2 separate regions of the Homo sapiens genome follow, and region 2 is linked to region 1. Evidence: chromatin loops called from intact Hi-C (ENCODE). Cell type or tissue: sigmoid colon. All regions are shown on one strand. Links, peaks and the distances in the headings refer to the core of each region. The heading gives the core; the rest is flanking DNA.

What was found. A loop is a pair of places that touch in the nucleus more often than their neighbours do. Peaks named below come from ENCODE experiments on the same cell type or tissue, not always from the same donor. Only the 100,000 strongest peaks of a DNase experiment are listed, where the experiment ranks them.
Region 2: it touches region 1 in a loop (3.0-fold over the local background); 11 of 110 quality-filtered maps call a loop at or near these places.

Annotation. Positions count from the first base shown.
Region 1 is chr15:96,322,400-96,327,771 of GRCh38, reverse strand. NR2F2-AS1 (NR2F2 antisense RNA 1) reads left to right here and starts at 654. Exons shown (of 5, transcript NR_125738.1): 1 at 654-816. It also overlaps a transcript of NR2F2 not described here. In sigmoid colon, for the core only: a CTCF peak has its summit at 384 (motif pointing left); DNase peaks (open chromatin) are centred at 891, 3,001, 4,791 and 4,871; H3K4me3 peaks cover 4,244 bases; H3K27ac peaks cover 3,116 bases.
Region 2 is chr15:96,179,879-96,185,250 of GRCh38, reverse strand. All of the region lies in intron 3 of NR2F2-AS1 (NR2F2 antisense RNA 1), which reads left to right. The region is part of intron 1 of LOC112268156 (a long non-coding RNA gene); the gene reads right to left. Among named protein-coding and RNA genes, the nearest start is that of NR2F2-AS1, 140 kb to the left of the region's middle. RefSeq lists enhancers at 1,702-2,203, 4,510-5,010. In sigmoid colon, for the core only: no CTCF peak of the experiment used is centred there; DNase peaks (open chromatin) are centred at 3,000 and 3,290; H3K27ac peaks cover 232 bases.

The sequences.
Region 1 (5,372 bases), core at 289-5,288:
CAGATTGAATCACAATATGAATACAGACCCCAGCAAATGCCGAGTTTAACTCTGAACTCAGTAGAAACCAGTTCCGTCCTCCAGGATTCATTGAATTCCTCCTTTCCCTCAATCTAGTCCGTGTGTGTTTTTCTCTTCCACCACACTGGAGCTCCATGAATAGGGAAAGGGGCTTCCATTGTGTCCCTCTGAACTTCCAAGTCAATGCAATTTTTAACCACTGGCTTGTGGTACTTTGAAAATCACCAGGGGCTGTCAGAGTTAGGTCCTCTGAAAAATTTACAGTGCTAAATCAGAGCATATGCTGGGAGGGAAAAAATTGCTTAAGATTAGAGCAAGTACAGTATCTGTCTGCCCCCTAGTGTAAGAGTCCTCGCTGCCTAAAATTCAACTTTAAAAGAAAAGGAGCTCTTAAAGGGAAACGACTTTGGACTCACGTAGGCATAGGAGAACGAAACTTCTGTACATTTTAATCTGAATAATTCTTCAGGATTTAAAATTAATTGGCTCTGGCTTGGTTGGACCGTACTCGGATCTCGCCACCTCTGCGTTTCCCGAGTCACTGGCGAAGAGGTGATTTTTTTTTTTTTTTGAACTGGGTTTATGTGCGTCCCCCTCACCCCCTCCTCTCTTTTTCTTTCTCTCTGTCTCTGTCGTCTCTCTCGCTGGCTTTTTAAAAATGAGGAACCGCTCCTTGAATGTTCTGGACAGAGCACAGAATTGCTTCTTAAGTCAGCCCGGCGCGGTTGCAATAGACAGCAAAAAGGTAAACGTTTGCCTGAAATCCGCACGCCAGCTCCACCGCCCCGCCCGATGGTGAGTACCCTTCTCGTCGCGATTCTCCTCCTAGCTTAACCGAGCGCTCGCCTACCCGAACCGTGGCCGAGGGCGCCGGGCTAGGCTTTTCTCCCTCCCTGCCTGCCTGGCTGTCAGTTGCACAAGGTTGCAAAATGAAGCGCAGAGGCAAAGCGAACAGTAAATTCTGATACTTAGTGCGAGCCTAGCAGCTCCTTTGCTAGAAAACCGAGTCATCTGCTGCTTGCAAAACCACGCTTTATAGGACTGGTTTTTAGTTTGCTCTGTGGAAGGAAATGAGTTTGAGGAGACAGGACGAGGAGATAGGAGGCTCCGCAGTCTTAACGCTTCGGTTTAATCATATTTTGGCAGCTTTGCAATTGTATTTTCCCCCCTCCCCCTCCACCATCTCTCCTACCACACACATGTAATAAAATATGGCAATGCATTGAATTGACTCTGATCCCCCCTTCCCCGAACCCCTTAAACCACAGTCCTCGGCATTTCATACACGTTAGCAAACCGATATTTTGAAAAGCCCCAAGTCATCCCCAACCCCACACAGCACAAGCAGAAAAGTGAGAAAGGAAAGAGAGAGAGAAAAAATACTGTAAGTAAACATACCAAAACCATATTTGCCTTGTTCAAGGTCCCAAACCGCTTGCATCTTCCTCCTAAACTGGAATAACTCTCCTTTAGTTTGGCGGGTGAAATAAATGCTTTGTTGGCCCCCTGAAAAGATGTGTCTTTGATAATTAAAGAGAATCTCCTCCTCGGTGTTTATCTAAGCGATTGTGCAAACTGATAAAAAGTAGGCACTAGCCTGCAGGGAAAAAGAGGAAAGGTGAAGGGAGAGATCTTCCACCTCAAGGAAGTGCTTCCCCATGTATTAGGCTCTCTCAGCCTTGGAAAACCCTGCACACTAACTTTAGAGAGACAAGGTTTCAGGGAGCTTTGTACATAGCTGCTGAGGAATGCAAGCCTCGCCTTTAAGAAAAAAAACCCCAAACCGTAGGTAGGAGATGTCTGGAGTGATCCTTGTCTCTCATCTCATTCCTTAGAAGGAAGAGTGCGTTGTTACACCTTGTTTGGGGCTGGAAAGACGAGACTTTAAAAACACCCGTCCAATTGAAAAAAATCTCCCAACTTAATGAGTTTAGTCGGAGGCTGGAGCAAACGGCTCAGCCTCAGCAGAAAACCGCCAACAACTATAGGCGATATTGCAAAGCAAGACGACCCAAGGCACAGCCAAATTCCACTGTTTGGGGTCGAGAGAGATGGAGGCTAATCCTAAAGCAAGTTGGGAAAAAACAGAGGTGGAAGAGGAGGGGGAAAAAGCATCAGCCTCGCAGACTGGCAGACAGGCTTCCCTCGTCCTGGATCAAAGATAGAACTTGAGACAAGAGGGCAACATTTTTCCTAGGAATCCTTTGGAATCCTCATTTTCTACTTTTAACTCAAGTCTCCCCAAGTGATTTTTCCCCCTCTCCCCTGTGGATTTCTGCCTCCCCCCTTTCCGGTCCTTATTCTAGAACTTTCCTGAGGAGGAAATCTATTTCTTTTGGGGGGAGGGGTTCCCCATTCCATGCCTTCAGATAATGAATGCTTCATTCACCCCCTCCCTTTCTCTACTCCCCAAAACGAATAAAGGAAGCAAGAATACGGTAACTAGTGAAAATTGAATATAAACTATGCTGCCTCTCACAGTTTAATACTGTCTTAACTAATGGATTTTTGTTTTGTTTTGTTTTAAGAGAAGAATAATGGGGAAACACGGATCTTTTATTTTAGGAAACTGTTATGGTAAGATGTATGTCAGACTTGACAAATGGAACTAACGCTCTTCGGCTGCTTCTTGTCCTTGTCTTAAACAGGAATTAAGTTAAACACAGTGCTGAATGTTAATTACATGTTTACTGGCTAATGAAAATTACAAATGGTTTTGCCACCTCAAACAATGATGAAAACTCTGAAGACACTGTAATTATATACTTTGAGCAAAATAACTCAGAATATTGATCATAAGAAGTGTAAATCTTTTTTAACTATTCATTAATACCATAAATATGGGCTACAGAAGTTTTTCCTTGCGGTTTGTCTCATCAGTTATACTGAGTGGATGGATGGTGAGGCTCCTCTGGGGAGGAGGTGAACTCATTCTCTTAGTAGAAGGAGGCCACTTGTGTAACTCGGGGGTGCCCCCTCCCTTTCGCCCCCGCCCCCTTCATCCCCAGCCGAAGGTCGAGGAATAGTTGAACAGGAAGGCTGGACTCAGGGCAGGTGAAGATGATCACAGCCTGGCCTTTTCTCTCCCCTCCCTGCCCATCTCATTCCTCTCCCTTCTCCCTTTCCTGCCAGTTCTGATAGATGACTGCCTTCCCCAGCTCGGGCACCAGTGGGATAACCTGGCATTCGGGGGTTCCTAATGGAGGACCAGTTAGACCAAGAAACTCACCCCCACCCACAACCCAGCCGTGGAGCCCTGACAACTTCAATTCCCTCCTTCAGAGATGGCTCAGGCAGTTCATTGCAAAAGAAGAAGAAAAAAAAGTTAGGGATGGAGGTTGCTATTGGGTAAGGTGGCTCAGGCGGCTGAACCAGAACTGGTTTCCCTGGGTTTGGGAGCAGAAAAAATTTTTTGTTGTGGTTTTCTTTTAACTTTGGCCAAAGTTGTAGTGCTGGCAGCCACTCGGATCTAGGAGGTCAAAGGTGAGGGCTGCACTAACCCTAAACGGCTGTCCTGGCCTGGCTACAAGGCCAAACAGGCAGGGGAAAGGGGGTTTGTCAGCCTTGCAGCTTGGCACTTTGGAGGGGGCATCTGTGGAACCCATACTTGGGGGGCACAGCATCAAGTGTGGGTTTTAAGTGAAATATTGAGGATTTTTTTTTAAAAAAGTGCCCTAGGCTTGTGGGACTAGAGTCCTCTTTTTCCCTGAGAATTCCCAAGGCGCTGGTCTTTGTCTTAGAAGGAATGGAGTTTCTGAATGGTGTGAAAGGGACAGAGAGGGTCGCTTCAAATCGATTTTACTTGTCCTTTCTGTCTTTTCGGATCAACGCCCTTCAATGGGCACAGAGGTGCTCTTTCAACCAAAAACTTGTGCTACATTTTCTGCCTGTATTGGTGCTAAATACAATAAGCACTGGGCAGGGTTTTTTTTTTTTTTTTCTTTGCTCTCCAAAGCAAGAAAGCACCCTAATTAAATTGTTTTATATGGACAGTCAAGACGGACCAATTAAGTATGCATTAGTATAAAGATATAGTCTGCAGATAAGGTTGTTTAGAAAATCATGTGTAGGACAAAGGAGAGGGCGCTAGCATTTTGGAGAGGTGCCTAGACCCAGCAAGGTCATGCCCCTTCCTTCTTGGGCCCCAGGGGAATTGCAAAGGCCCGGGCCCCAGGTGAGAGGGGAACAAGCTCGCTAACAGGTGGGCGACATTGCCGGAGACTTTCAGGCCCGAAGCCCCGGCCCAAGAGTAGTGGAGTCCGAGGGTCGGGATTCCTCACATCTTACTCGGGCAACGTAGCAGACCGAGGTAGCGCTCCCGTAGGACGCAGCGGGACCCCGCAGTGCCCTACTCCAGGTCCACGGTGCGGCCCTGCAATAATGAAATCGTCTGCGCCCGGGGAAGGCCAGGAGGGCCAGGGGACACAGACGGTGTCACGGCCGCAGCCCTCTCACAGCCACTATCAGGGCAGGAGGCCTCCACCTAACAATTCCAAGCTAAGCGCTTTTTCTGATCTTAGGAAAGAGGAGGAGTTTTTCTGCGAGGAAAGTAACGCTTCCACCCGACGCCATCCGGCCCGATGGACGTCGAGGATCAGTCTCCAGAGTAGGAGAAAGGCCGACGGGTCGGAGAAAGGGTAGCAGGGAGAGCGGCTCGTCATCCAGCAGATGCAGCTCTGGGCTTCTCCACCCCCTCTCCTCCCTCAGAGGTGTGGGCGGGCGGAGAGCATCTCTCCTCGAAGGAGGCGACCCCCATAGCAGGGGCCGGGGCCTCCCCGCGTCGCGGCTCAGGGCTGTGATAGGTGGTCCCCGGGCCGAGGGGGCGCGAGCGCCGCGCGTTGCTGCTGGAAGGGCTCGCAGGGCGCACAGGGCAACCCTTAGTAGGGCGGGAGGGAGGAGTGCGGGCGAGAATTAGAGCCTGGGGAAGTGGCTGAATGTCAAAAGTAAAAGGTTGAAAAGCCAATTTTCCAGGCGCGCTTTCGCCCCCCTTAGCTGGTTGCAGGGGCCGTAAATCAGCGGCCGGCGGCGAGGGCGGGAGGAGCCCCCTCGGCGAGCTCGGCGCGGCCCCGCCCGGACCGTGCGCACCTCCCGGTGGGCCCCGAATCGATCCGAAGCCCAGCTAAGGATGTCAGCGCACTAAATATTTACTGATCACACACAAATAGCCGGGGCTCGAACGATTTTCCTCTGTGAGGAGAGCGCGGAGAGAAGGGTAAATCATTTTATTAGTGTGGATAAAGCCCAGAGCACACTCCGGGCTGGAGTGTTTTAAGATGTGTCTTCAACAGGATGAAAAGAGTTAGGGAAATCGATACCGAGTGATTAGAAGCCCCCGGGGTGACGAAGGGGGA
Region 2 (5,372 bases), core at 266-5,265, 140 kb after region 1:
TTTGATTTTCAGGTTGGGTAAGTCACAGTATCTCCTGTGGGCTTGATAGTCAAGCTACACATTTATTTAAAAATTGGTTTCTTCACATTATATTTGAAAGCAGTGCTACTCATTCATCTGTAAACCATTAGGCTACATGTATAACAGTATCTCATCTGACTTTTATCTACGGAGTTCCGAGGATCCGTTTCAGGTCCTTGCGGATATTCCAGTTCTCTATGAAGTCTATTGTCTTATTTTATTAGTTTTCTCTTTAGGACAATCCTATAGTGAACTGTGTATTTAAAGGAGAAGAGAAACCGTTGAATAAATTGTAGAGATACACTCAGACTTTCCTCCTCATTGGCAAATTTTCGGGCGTTCTTTTTTGTTTGTTTATTTATTTGTTTTTAATTTAAACAGGAGATTTAAACTGGCCTGGTGTGGCCTGCAGTAGATAACGTATTGTTTGGCCCATGAGTTATAAATCTAGAGATTTCACACAAAATATGGCTTCTTTAAAAAATCAAAAGATATGATGCTGTGGCTCTTAGGGGCTCGCTGTGGGGCTAAGGCACATTCACTCCCAGGTTCCTCAGGGTGCCTGGGGCACCCACTTCACTCACCAGGATTCCCTGCCACATCCCCAACACCTTTGCCTTCCTGTCTACAGCTTGGACTTGACCTTTTCCCATTAAAAAACTGGGTGAATGCCAATCAGCAGGTACAAAATGTAACCCTCTTAGCGCAGAAGTTTTAAAACAAGGCATGGACTTAATAACTCAATGAGGAAGCAAATACTTTTACAGAGGCTTTGCAGGTTAGTGATAAAATAAATTTCCTGAGTGATTTTACCCATTGCCATGGAAGGAAAACAAGGGAACCACAAATGTTAGACTAAGTACAATTTACCAGATCAATGATCGTCCAGAAAATTCCCTCCATCCTTGCACTTACTTCCTATCATGACTGTCTCAGAACTGTTTTTTGGTGAGAATATGAGAAATGTAAAAATGAAGAAGTAATTTTCTCACTCTCTAACAATCAGAAATCACCACTGGGGTTTTCTTATATTTTTCGGGGGGTTCCTCTGGCACCCACTTTCCTGAGCTTGGTTGGAAGTGCTAGCTTTTCCTGGTGTTAATTATTAATGTGACCTGTTTATGTACCAGTTATCCGGCTAACCATTAATATCTGTTTACTCATTGATGACCTTTGCAATTGCGTACCTAGCTCCTGGCTGTAAATGTCAACTTTTTGTTTTTATATGCTAAATGTTTTCTCTATATCTACTGAGTACCTGAAACAACTCCTTAACAAGGTAAAATAATATCAAGCCACACAAATATAACCTTTATGAATATGAAAAGGAAGACAAGTTCCTTTTCAAGCTATTTTTTCTGAGGGCTCAGACAAGCTATTTTTTCTGAGGCAACAGAACTTTCCTGTTTGGAATGAGCAAGAGATGTACACAAATGGCAAATGCGAAGGATCCCTGAGGGGGAAAAAAAAAAAAAAACAATTGGCAAGAAAAAATGTTCTTCTGCTCTCTGCTTAGTTTGGGGAGGCGGGGTCGGGGGCAGGGGCAGGGACAAGTAAAGGACTCTGACCTAATCCTGGGGAATGAAACCCAATTTTACTTTTTCAAAATGTCAGTGTTAAGCACTTGCACATTCAAGCAGGCCTGCAGGATTGATCTCCAGCTACCCAGTCAGTCCACATTAACCCCAACACGAGGAAGACATTTCCATTCCACACAATGGTAATGGCTAAAGCTGAGATTAAGCAATGCAGCTGGATTAGGGCTGCAACTGGTGACCTTAATTTTACCCATCATTGGAGCCTGTGTACATTTGACTCTTCTTAATTGCATTTGCCTAATTTAAACAGACAATAGTAGCCCAAGACATTTTTTCACCCCCAAATAATAAAAAAGGAAGAAGAGCGTTTTCCTAGAAATTAACCACAGGACAGTGTTGTTATGTCTGCTGCTTGGGTAACAAAAGCAGCTGTTCTCTTTCTCTTGCCCCATTAACATACCAGCACTGGGGAGGACCCATTGAGATATTATCCACCTTTGCATAACAATACAACTTTAAAGTCTCATAGTGCTTCTTTAGCGAAATATTTTAAAATATTAATATCATCCCAGCTGTAAATAACCATGATGGAATTCATAGAGATTAAAGTTTTGAGATCCGCCTTAGGTGTACCTTCACATTTTCTTGTTCATTGAGTCCTAACTTCAGTAAAATTAGTTTTTTTAGATAGAGCTCTGAACACTTGCTGTGACTGTCACTTCATGTTGAATTTATCATATAGAATTTAAGGCGGAAGACTGGGGAGCAATCTGTCACAAACGATTGTATTCGTAATCGTTGAGGGTTGGGATGGGGGCTGGGGAGAAGATAAGCATCCTAGGGCCGCTCTTGTCGCCTGCACCATTCATTCGGCTCCAGTGGCATCGGTGAGGCGATTTGTGTAGGCTGAGTGTGTAATGTGTTTCCTTCAAGCCTGCCTTGATGGTTCTGTCTATGCTGTACTTCATGCACATAAATGCCTCTCAGGTTTTTTCAGCTAAGTGATAACTCAGCTTGTCTTTCCCGGTGAATTCGGTAATAAATAGATATATGGGCTAGACGTGGGGTGTTCTGACTTAGTTAGATCCTCTCGTGTCCTGGAATAGACAAGTGGACTCAATCATTGTGCTAGCAACAAGATACATACTTTCCAGGGAAGCACGGGGTTTTATGCTAAGTTTACAATGACATGAACTGAAAAGCAATTCAAAGTCAAGGTTAGTATGACAACCTCACATCCGTCTAGGGCATCTAGAGGGGAAAACGGTCAAAATGCAACATTATTTTCTTTGAAAACTGAACATCTGTTAGGGGATTTTGAAATGATAGAGAAGTAGAACAGTTGAGTTGCTTCTTGAACTCATTTAATGTGTACATTTTACTCTGGGAAGTAAGTATTTTCCCAAGACTGCTATTCAGCGCTGCATTTTTTTCCTCTGATGTGCCAGGCGTTTCTTCACAACCTCTGGATGTTGCAAGTCAAGTACTCTTAATAGCTTGCAGATCTATATCTGGGTATCAAAATCACAGGCTTTTGAACTTTGCCAATCAGAATCCCACATTACATTTCCTTTTTATGTCACATGCTCAATGAGCTTAATTGACACATGGAAAATTTCCTGTATACATCTTACTCAAGGCAACACTGGAAATTTGGGTTTATGGAATGCGTCGGCAGCCCTGAACGCTCTTGGCTTCTTCGCTGCTGGCTTGGTCTGTGGCCCAGAATGATGCAAGTTAGGCGTAGCTCAGAACTCTCAAATTAGCTGCTGGGGCGGTGTTAGGAGTGTGTTCAGGCTCAAGAGCCATTTTTGAGGGCTGGAAGAGGGAGTGGGGAGGCTCTGGCCCACTCCCCACTGTGAGGCAGCGGAGGTTACCGTTGTTTGTGAAGACTCAGGCCGTTAACTTCTGCAGGAAATCTGCCCTCATTCCCAGCCTGCAGTATGGCTAGGGGCCTCATCCTGGGCCCCTGTGGGATACTGGGATTATTCTGTCTGTAGCACTTATCATATTACACTAAAGATCTGCTCATGGTTCTCTCCTCCAACTAGACGGGGGAGGCATTGAGAGACAGGACTCAGCACCCAGCACTGTGTCTGACCTGCAGAGATAGTAAAGGCAGCCTAGGTGCTGGGTAGGCTCTAAGACTAAGCAGGACTGGACATGGGGATGCCAATGATAATAACAGCTCCTAATTATGGAACAGGTACTCAGTGATCATAAATGCTAGCCTAGGTGATTCCCTACACCCATTTTACAGATGAGAAAGGTAAATAAGATGTAGCAAGGTCAGGTAGTGTTCACAGGGTAAATTAGGAAGCCAGATAACTGAAAGGGGAACTGGGAAATCCCAGGCTATTCCTTATGCTCTGAACATACACACCTCTGATTTATCTGAAGAAAGATAATACTTCCATGATCAAAATACAATGGAATAGCACTTACAGAGCTAGTGAAGCCTAGAAAGAGTCCAGGCCTTGCTGCAGTTTTCTTCCAGTGGCACTCAGAGGGGTTTGTGTTTTCAGTTTCTGTATTATTTTTTGGCCTATGCAGTATTTCGTTCTTAGCATTTTGCAATAAATTGGTGGTCTCTCAATATTTCTATGTATCTGGTTTTACCATGTCCCAGTTGTGTGATCTTGGAAAATTTACTTCTGTGTTCCTCTGTTTCCTCTGCTGTGAATGTGGGGATGGAGGGTTGTCTTCAGGAGTGACCATTCTAATATTTGCCAAGATCCTAGAATGGTGCTTAGCACGTTCTGAGTGGGCAGCAAACATTAGATGTTCTGATTTACGGTTCTAGCTGTCCCTGTCTCTTCTCTCTTCTGCTTGCCACTGTCCCCACCTACCTGAGCTTCCCTCTTGTGGCTGTGCTGCCCACAAGCGTGTTGGGTGCTGGGAACTTTGGGTGGCGCATTTGCTGCATCTGTCAGCCTGGGATTAGGGGCCAGTGGTCCACGCTCATCCTCTCTGAGAGGCAGCCGCTTCTGCAGGGGCTGCCATGGATTGTGGCTTGTCTGTAAGTGGCCTGCTTCTCTGGCCTTCGCCCCCTTTCCATCTATCAAAATCTCTCTCTGTCTCCCTGCCTCTCTCTCTCCCTCCTCTCAAAGGCCTCGAGCTTCTCCCCTCTTCCTCCCTGCTGGCATTATCTCCTCCCACAGCTTGAGCTTTGGGGAAACAAAAGCCAGGTGTCTTGGCTTTGGACTTTTAAAACAAACCTCCCTCGAGGCAGGGGCACAGAGAGGCCTGACTTCCTTTGTAGAGCAGAGGGCAAACGCTGAGATAAAAACACAAATTAATATATCAGTAAATTATCCTGCCCCACTGACATACTCTCTAATCAGAAAGACAGTGAAAACACGGGAGGATGCCAGGAAAGAATCCAGGGGAGGAAGGAGGAGCCACACAGCCAGCAGCAGCCCAAGGAGAGCAGCCCCTCGGGAGGCTGCAACGGCTGAACTTTTCCCCTGACATTTTACTGGATGTGCAGGGAGCACCAGCTTGCACCACCGTGGGGTGACAGGAAGAGAGAGACAACAGTGAGAAATGGAGAATGGAGGAACCAAGGAAGAAAACCGAGGCAGGGGCAAAGAGGCAGGGCTAATAACCATGTGGGCTAAGATCTCACTCCTTTGGACTCATAATCATCACAGTGACCTTCCTTAGTGGCCTCACTCACTACAGAAGTCACCCCATTTTAAAGATGAGGGGCTGGGCATGGTGGCTCACACCTGTAATCTCAGAGGCGGGTGGATCACCTGAGGTCGGGAGTTTGAGACCAGCCTGACCAACATGGAGAAACCTCATCCCTAC